Regions from separate parts of the Homo sapiens genome. Here region 2 is linked to region 1. Evidence: read pairs that join two places in POLR2A ChIA-PET (ENCODE). Cell type or tissue: K562. All regions are shown on one strand. Each heading gives the region's core, and the rest is flanking DNA. Links, peaks and the distances in the headings are about the cores only.

What was found. ChIA-PET counts read pairs that join two places held together with the same protein. Peaks named below come from ENCODE experiments on the same cell type or tissue, not always from the same donor. Only the 100,000 strongest peaks of a DNase experiment are listed, where the experiment ranks them.
Region 2: POLR2A ChIA-PET joins it to region 1 with 9 read pairs; 4 of 35 experiments call an interaction of 5 or more read pairs at or near these places.

What each region holds. Positions count from the first base shown.
Region 1 is chr6:39,275,063-39,279,454 of GRCh38, forward strand. No RefSeq gene overlaps it. Among named protein-coding and RNA genes, the nearest start is that of KCNK17, 37 kb to the right of the region's middle. In K562, for the core only: no CTCF peak of the experiment used is centred there; no DNase peak of the experiment used is centred there; H3K27me3 peaks cover 1,064 bases.
Region 2 is chr6:39,220,120-39,224,511 of GRCh38, forward strand. All of the region lies in intron 1 of KCNK5 (potassium two pore domain channel subfamily K member 5), which reads right to left. Among named protein-coding and RNA genes, the nearest start is that of KCNK5, 7.2 kb to the right of the region's middle. In K562, for the core only: no CTCF peak of the experiment used is centred there; DNase peaks (open chromatin) are centred at 2,232 and 3,147; H3K4me3 peaks cover 2,163 bases.

The DNA of each region.
Region 1 (4,392 bases), core at 159-4,158:
ATAACTGACCACCTGGTGGGAGGCCAGTGACTGGATATGCTGACCTTGCTAGATGTTTCCAAATTGGGGTTCCCAGGGCATCCTTGAAGGCAGTGACAGAGGTGATAGAGCTGTTTGCAAGATTTAAATAGTCTCGTGGGATGTGTGCTTTTAGCTGAGAAAAGGCCACTCAGGTAAACTAAGAGGTGAGATCTTGTGCTTTTTGTGGGAATTATGTCAGGATAGTGCACTACTATGGAGCTATCTTGGGATGAGCAAAAGTTCCATCTGGCACTGACATATTAAAATGTTTTTCACTGGGCATCATGGAGACAGTGGAGAGGAATGGGAAGGTCCCATTCCTTTCCCATGGGAAAGTCCCATGGCTTTGGACTCCCCTGCCAGGTGTCATTAGGCAAATCAGCCTACATCTCTGAGTCTCAGTTTCCCCATCCGTAAAGTGGGATCTAGGAGTGTCCTCTGATGGGGCTGTAAAGACAATAATCTAAAGAACCCAGTATAGTGCCTTGCCCTGAGTGATTGGCAGCTACTGTTATTATCAGTTAGCATCTTTAGTTTGCACATTAAGACATTTTGACCCATGGAGTATAAGTGCCTTCAGGCTAGCTTGGCAGGGATTAGCTGAACTACCCCGAATGGACCAGGTCCAGACAGACGCTGTTAATTTTGAGAATAAGAGAAGGCTCCAACTCTGAGGCCACAGCAGACGGGCATGAAGTTGACGAAGTTCCTCTAGATTAAGGGACAGGTTGGAAGAGTAGGATTTGCAGAGAATCCTCAAGTTCCCAGCTTGGTGGGTGGTGGCAGGGAGGTGGAAGGACTGTCTGCACTTGTGGAATTAGGGTTTGGTCCATGTCCCAGGGATGTTCATGTATATCAGCCTGAAAGGTCAATACATGCAAATGATCTGATACCAGGATCCACCAGGAAGATGCACAGACCAGCCTTTCTATGGGTGCCCAAGGGGCTTTTAAGAAAGAAGACTGGTGGCTCACGCCTGTAATCCCAGAACTTTGGGAGGCCGAGGCAAGTGAGTCACCTGAGGTCAGGAGTTCGAGGCCAGCCTAGCCAACATGGTGAAACCCCATCTATAGTAAAAATACAAAATTAGCTGGGCATGATGGTACATGCCTGTAATCCCAGCTACTTGGGAGGCTGAGGCGGGAGAATCGCTTGAACCTGGGAGGCGGAGGTTGCAGTGAGCCGACATCATGCCATTTCACTCCAGCCTGGGCTACAGGGCGAAACTCCATCTCAAAAAAAAAAAACAAGAAAAAAAAAAAAAAAGAAAAGAAAACTGTTCCCTACACCCCTATGAGTCAGGGAGCTGCATATGAAGACTTTACACAGGCCATCTGGTCTCCTGGGAAATATACAGGTATGTTTCCGGTACGAAGACAGAGAGAAAGTGTGCCAAAGTGTTAACCAATAATTTATTCACTTAGGGAGTGGAATAATGAGCATTTCAAATTTTCTGCTTTACATTTTTGTTTGTTTTGTCTTCTGCAAATTTGCTTCTATGGCTTGATCATGTAGGTTGAGAGAGGGTGGAGTGGGCCAAGTCAACAAAAATGAAGACAGATAAAGAAAAAAAAAGACTGGATTATCCTCTGAGCCCAGTTAACCTGGGGGATGAGGCTCTAGACTCTGCACTTTGGTATAATGAACAAGAATCCTCACTGCCAGCTTATGGTTTCTAGTAAACAAGGAAGAGTCACTGCAAGCCTCCTCTCCAGGTGGGGGCAGGGATGGCCCATGAAGCCTGAATGAAGATCTCCTATTCTTATTTATTTTCCTCTTCCCTTCTGTACAAGGAAGGGAATATGGAGGTGAGACTCCCATTTCCCGCCAGGACAGCTCTCAGTGGAGTTGGAGGCTCAGAGAGAGCCCATAGGATAGGTCTCTCCTGTCTTACCCCAGGCCCAGCTCCTCACTCTGGGGAGGAAGGGTTTGGACACAGGGCCTTCAGATCATATAGTAAAGTTTGTGTTTGGCACCCTCACCTCTCTTTCCTGAGCTCTCTTCCTACTTCCATGCAAACCTCCTTGTCCCCCATTTAATTTAATGTTAAATGGGGGACAAACCTGTCCCCTAGGAAGTTTAATGTTCCTCCTGGCCCCCAGCCTTACATATTCCCAACTTGTCTCTTTCTCATCTCCAACCTCTCTTCCCACTTTTACATTTCCCTCACTGCCCTGTTCTGCGCTCTCTGTCAAGCATGCTGGCCACTAATTCATACTACAGTGTAAAGGGCCACCACTCTATAGTAACATTCATAAACAAGATACTTAGACAAGCAGTTTTGGCAATGGAAGTCAGTTAGAGGCACTATGATATGGTTTGGCTCTGTGTCCCCACCCAAATCTCATCTCGAATTGTAATCCCCATAATCCGCATGTGTCAAGAGTGGGACCTGGTGGGAGGTGATTGGATCATGGAGGCAGTGTCCACCATGCTGTTTTTGTGATAGTGAGTGAGTTCCCACGAGATCTGATAGTTTTATGTGTTTGACAGTTCCTCCTACTCTCTCTCTCTCTCGGCTGCTACCATGTAAGATCGTGCCTGCTTCCCCTACTGCCGTGATTGTAGCTTCCTGAGACCTCCCCAGCCATGCAGAACTGTGAGTTAATTAAACCTCTTTTCTCTATAAATTACCCAATTTCAGGCAGTTCTTTATAGCGGTGTGAAAATGGACTAATACAAGCCAGAACACAGTGCTGGAATCAGAAGGTCTGTCTTGAGTCTTGCATTTGCCTCTAAATCATTGGTTGACCTTGAACAAGTCATACCACCTTTCTGGGCTTCAATTTCCTAACCAGTGGAAATATAGAAGTTGTTTTTAAATTTTTTTTAAAGATTTAAGAGATTCTGTCACAAGATTCTGTCCCCATTATCTCATCTGATTCTCACACGAATCCTGCGGTTACATGGGCAGGAACCCTATTATTCTATTTGTCTTTCAAAATTGGGCTCAGATAAGCCTCTCTCCTGTACACCATTTCTTGACCCTCCCCACAAGTTAATCATTCTATCCTGGGGGTGGCCTCTGAAGCTGGCAATAGCTCTTGTGGTTCTACTCAACCCCCTCAATTTGCATCCAGGGCTGTGACCCCTTATTGTCCATTCGGGTGTCCAGGGCCTGGCACAAATAGGGCCTCGATGGCCATTGTAGGAAATGTTGAAGGACACCAACTCATATTGATGGGGCAGACTGCCATCCAGATCCTGACCTCCACCGTGTTAGCCTGTCTTCCACCGTGTTAGCTAGCCCACCCTGCTGGCCTCGAAACTCAGTAGGTAGGTGTGTCTTGATCATGGTCTCTAATCATAGTATTGAGAAGGAAAGATCAAAGGGTGGAGCCCTGAGCACCCTCAGTAGAGGCTGTTGCCCTCAGGACATCACACAGATGGTTCAAACACAGAAGAACTTCCAAATTACCTGCTCTGCCTGGGGCTGAATGTCATCATCTTATAAGTGCCTGTCCCAGGGCTGGCACCCAGTGGATGCTTCTCTGATGCCAAATGCTAGTTCTCATCTCTATTCTTTCCCTACCAGGTGAATCAGGCAGAGGGGAGATCCTAAGTAGGTTTCTTTTTCTTTTTCTTTTTTCTTTTTTTTTTGACACAGAGTCTCAGTCTGTCACCCAGGCTAGAGTGCAGTGGTGCGATCTCAGCCTCGGCTTACTGCAGTCTTCACCTCCTGAGTTCAAGTGATTCTCCTGCCTCAGCCTCCTGAGTACCTGGGACTATAGGCACGTGCCACCATGTCTGACTACTTTTTGTACTTTTAGTGGAGGTGGTGTTTCACCATGTTGGTCAGGCTAGTCTCAAACTCCTGACCTCAAGTGATCCATCCACCTCGGCCTCCCAAAGTGTTGGGATTACAGGTGTGAGCCACCACACCCGACCTAAGTGGGTTTCAATATGCACTGTTTATGGCTAAGCAGAGGGTCCTGGCACCACCTATTTCCCCAGCACCTGTAGCATTTTGTAACTTATCCAGAGGGCTTGTTTCTCGTGCCCGAAGTTCAGGTGGCCTTCTCCTTGGGAGCACTTTCGAGGGTGGAGGGTGTGGCAGCAGCTGGGTCACTGGCAGTGCGGTGAGGGAAAACAAGGGTCTGGAGCTGGGCAGTTCCGACTCCACCACACGCTGGCTGTGCCAGCTGGGCAGGTCTCTGCCCCTTTCAGGCCCCAATGCCTTTCTCCTGAAAGATGGGGATAATAACAGTAGCTACCTCATTGGGTTCATAAGAGGACTAGGTGATAAAATGTTTGTGAAGTGCCAGGTAGAGTAACCTAGAATCATAATTTTTATGATTATCTCCAAACACCGTTGCCATCAGCAGTAGGAAACACTGCTGCCATTGGCAGTAGGAAAAACTGGGCAGGACC
Region 2 (4,392 bases), core at 303-4,302, 55 kb before region 1:
CAAGGCCCCTGGCAGCCCTGCAGGACTGGAGACTACACCGTTGAACAAAGGGGGTCCTGCTACCAGCTGCACAGCTTCTCTCCCAGACTCAGGGGGCAAGCATCCCCGCTCATAGCAGGGGCCCAGCTAAGCAGCTGCAGCCAGATTACAGTGGGGCACGGGAGGTGACAACAGCCAGAAGTACACAGCCCTGCCTAAATATTTCAGCAGGAAACCCAAATATTTAGATGGAGGAGAGGAAAAAGAATGCACATTTCAAAGCCAATCAAAGATGAGAGGGGAGGTGGGTGGTGTCTGCCTCGAGTGAGGGCCCAGCTCTGATCCCAGACCCTGGGTAACCATCATCCCAGGAGAATACCCATGAGACCATCTGGACGCAGGAATTCTCCAGAAAATTTTTAACCAAGGCCTGGGACAAGCCAGGACTGAGCAGAGCCCTGCTAGAAGAGAGAAAGAAGGAAACCGTCCCTATTTTTAGGTGTTGACCATCAACTGTTTTAGGTGGTTAATTTGCAGGACACAGAAAACAGTGGGTGACTGACTCCAGTAGGAGAAACTTGATGGGTTTTATCATGTTCCCTTGTCCCCATCTCCAGATTAGGAGCTCACTGCATGATGGGTCCTGCAGGGTGGTGTCAGGGACAGAGTACACAGAGGAACTGGGTACAGGAACAGCAGTTAATACGTAGCCAGTCACCTGTTACATGTGCCAAACACACTAACATGTTAACATAGACCCTATGGGCATGACGGACATACCGTACTATTATCCCATTTTGCAGATGAGATGACTAGCTCAATGAAGTCACACAGCTCAGTATCCTGAACTCTTAGCCCCATGCACCCTAAGACTCTGAGGACACCACATATGCCCTGCACTTTCTCGCCTCTATGCTTTGCTCCCTGCTTTGCCCCACCTTCAAGGTAGCCTCACATAGAAGAGAATAGTTCACAGTGTGAGCTCTGGGTTCAAAACCTCATCCTTCCACTTCCTAGCTACATAGCCTCAGACAAGTTATTCAATCTCTATGGTCCATTCTGTTGCTTCTACTGTGAGGTCGAGCTGATCACAGAATTTACTGCAGAGGGTGGCTGCCATGATTCAGTGAGATGATGCACATCAGTGGCTCCCACAGCCTGTGGCCCCCACAGCCTGTGGCCAAGTAAGTGCTTGTAACTATTGGTTGCCCAAGCCTGTCACTCCCAGCCCCCGACTCCACCTCCACTTATGGACAAGACCGAAGCTTCCAAGTCAACAAGAGGGATTCAATCTCAGTCCTCTATCCAACAGTGTAGACCTAGGCAAGTCACCTGGCCTCTGGTTTCCTGTCCAATGGGAATAGCAATACCTAGCCCACAAAACTGGTTCAAGGAGACACAGGTAACATCCCAGCCCAATGTCTGGCACCTGGTAGGCACTCCACAGAATGCTCACAGGGCTACTGCCCATGCCACTCACCCTCCAAGCCTGCCTTCTTCTAAGCGCAGAAGTAAAAATTCATCTCTCGCCCTGGTGCACACCTGGAGTCCCCAGGTGCACTTACCAACATCAATCTGGTAGCAGCTCCTTACTATTCTTCCTCCAGGTTAGGGGCCCCCTGAGGGCAGGGGCTGTGTTTTGTTTGGAGCCAGGTCTTCCACAGGCCAAGGAGTTTGGCTACAGGCCTCAGAAAACAGAAAATGAATCCCCCCAGCCCCTTCAACATTTGCCCATCTCTCCAGCCTCTTCCATCTACAACCCACCACTGAGCACTTTGGACTGTATTTCCTCTCATTTCACCACTGCGGCCCAATTATCTTTCCTCAGCTGCACTGATCTCCAGAGGGTTAAAGACTCTCCAATATCTGAGGTTTCATCAAGCACAGAAAGGATAGCCAGTAGGGAGGGCCCGTTCTGTGTTTCCAACTCCACTGTATCCAGGTCTCTGAGGTTCAGAGATTGGGATAACTGCTCACCAGAAGCCTAGAGGCCTTAGGCAGCTGAACAGAGCTACAACTGGAGCACACCACCCCCACTTCTACATAAAGGGATAGCGAAGATGCAATCTGGGAAGGTCACCAAACGGGAGACGGAATGTCTTTGGCTGGGCCAGGGACCCAGACCTGGACCTAAGGGGCTCGTAGTAGGAAAAGAACTAGAGTGTGAAGGTCAGTGGGTTTTTCTGGGGGCTGTAGGCAATATGAGCTTTCTGGGAAAACCCACACTACATCACATCAGCAGGAGAAAGGAAGGAGGGGGTGTCCTTATCAGAACACCCACAGAGTGAAGGGATCAGCCCACAGAAATGTCGTTATTTTAGAGTAGAATGTTCCACTTCTTTTAAGCTGTAAATGGCTGTGGAGGAAACTTTCTGAAATGTTGTTCCCTCCCCTACTTGAAAATTGCAAAAATTTGATGGAGTTCAAATTCCTTGGCAACCCAGAAGAGCTTAGTCATGTGACTCTCACCTCCCTGGCCTGTGGCTACAGCCTGTTGGGTCCATCCTGCAGAACACCTCCCCAAGGGCTATGGGCAAGAGACAGCCACCATCCCCATCCCTTTTCTAGTTCTTTAGAAGTTTGGTTGATACACACCCAGAAGTAGGAGCACTGCATCACTCAGTAGTTCTATTTTTAATTGAGGAAACTCCATACTATTTTTCACAGTGGTTGTACCACTGTACAAAGCAAAAGAAATACTATATGACTCCACTTAGGAGACATCTAAAGTAGTTAAGTTCACAGAAACAGAAAGGAGAATGGTGGTTCCCAGGGGCTGGGTAGAGAGGGAGAAGAATTGTTGTTGAAGGGGGTATAATTTCAGTTTTGCAAAATGAAAAAGCTCTGGAGATCTGTTTCATAATGGTAAATATACTTAACACTACTGAGCTGGGCTTTTAAACGTGGCTAAAATGGTAAATTATATGTTTCTGTGTTTTTTGCGTTTAAAAAATTCAGTTGACGTTCTCTCTGTTCTAGGAAGACCTTCCTGATTCTTTGTAATACCAATTAGATTCCCACCACACCTGTGCAGGGACCGCTCCATTGCAGCATAGGAATATCTGGGCATAGCAGAAATGGCAGCTAACACTTAGTGAGCATTTACGATGTGCCATACACTATTCTAAGCAAACTATGGTGTGGCTTCAGAGGCCACTCCCACAACCATCAGACATACTGCTTGGTTGGTGATTCCTTCAGCAACACCACCAAGGCCCCGCAGTGGCAGCTGGACAAAGATCCCTACTGAGGGCAGCACATCCTCTCTCTATGTACAGCCATACTTGGGAAGAACTGAACAGGCAAGGGTTCCTCTGCGTTATTCCAGAGGTCCCTGGGGACTCAATGAAATCTCAAAGAGATTCGCTTCCATCTTCTCCACTCCCTACAAGGAATATTGGAAGGAGGCAAACCTATTTCATGTGCTTTCCTATGGTCTCCTACCTCACTTCTCTGTACCACCCCAGTTCTGGCCAACTGGTTCTTGCAGCACCATGCAAATACAGCATCCCAATTTGGACAAAGACTGTCTTGGAGGCTCCACTCAGGGGCCTGGCTCCTCTGCTCCCCAAAACCTTGCACTTCTCTCCCTCCTCCCACCACCACCAACCACACACACAGTTCAGAGGCTGAGCCCAATCTGCCAGCAAACAGCCAAGTTCAAGATGAAAGCCTTTGGCCCGAGGTCAGGGCCAGCCAAGCACAGCATCCAAAACCGGGGGATTTTGTTTCTTCTAAACGCCAGACTATAAATAGGGCAAAACCCCAGGAAAATATTTAAAAGCAACAATCATCACCTCCTTTGCATCCCCCACCCCCACTGGAAACTTTCAACACTTGCTAATTTCTACCCTCAATAATTCTCTATTACTGTGCCATCTGTAATCATCCTAAGGGTTCTAGTCAAACGCTCAAAGCAATGTAATAAACATTTACTTTCACTGTTAAAAAACTCTAACCAGAGCAGTTAACTAAGGCAGACTAAGGCTTTTTTTTTTTTTTGGCTACCCTCAACTTTTGAGTGGAACATAAATAAGAAACAAGCCATTAGGAAGGGACCTCTTCAATTTCCTCTCAAAAAACCAGCTTATCCACTTTCCACTTCTGCAGTCCTAGCCAGTAAGAACTCAAGCTCGGACCCAAGGCTGTGGAGGCCTCCAAGATCCTCCATAACCAAAAGAGCTATTGTGTTCCTTTTACTTACAAAGGCGGTTAAGTGGACCAGTGCATTTCACAATTTCCAACAAGGCCTGAGACAAAGAGGGTGTTTATATTAACCCTCAACTTTCCAAAAAATTCAATGTACCCCATTCTAAGCATTTTGGCCACATGTAATTTTGTCATATATTTCATGGTTTTATTTTTCAAATCTGGGGAGCAGGATTGGTGTTAAAAGAGTGCCAGAACCTCAAA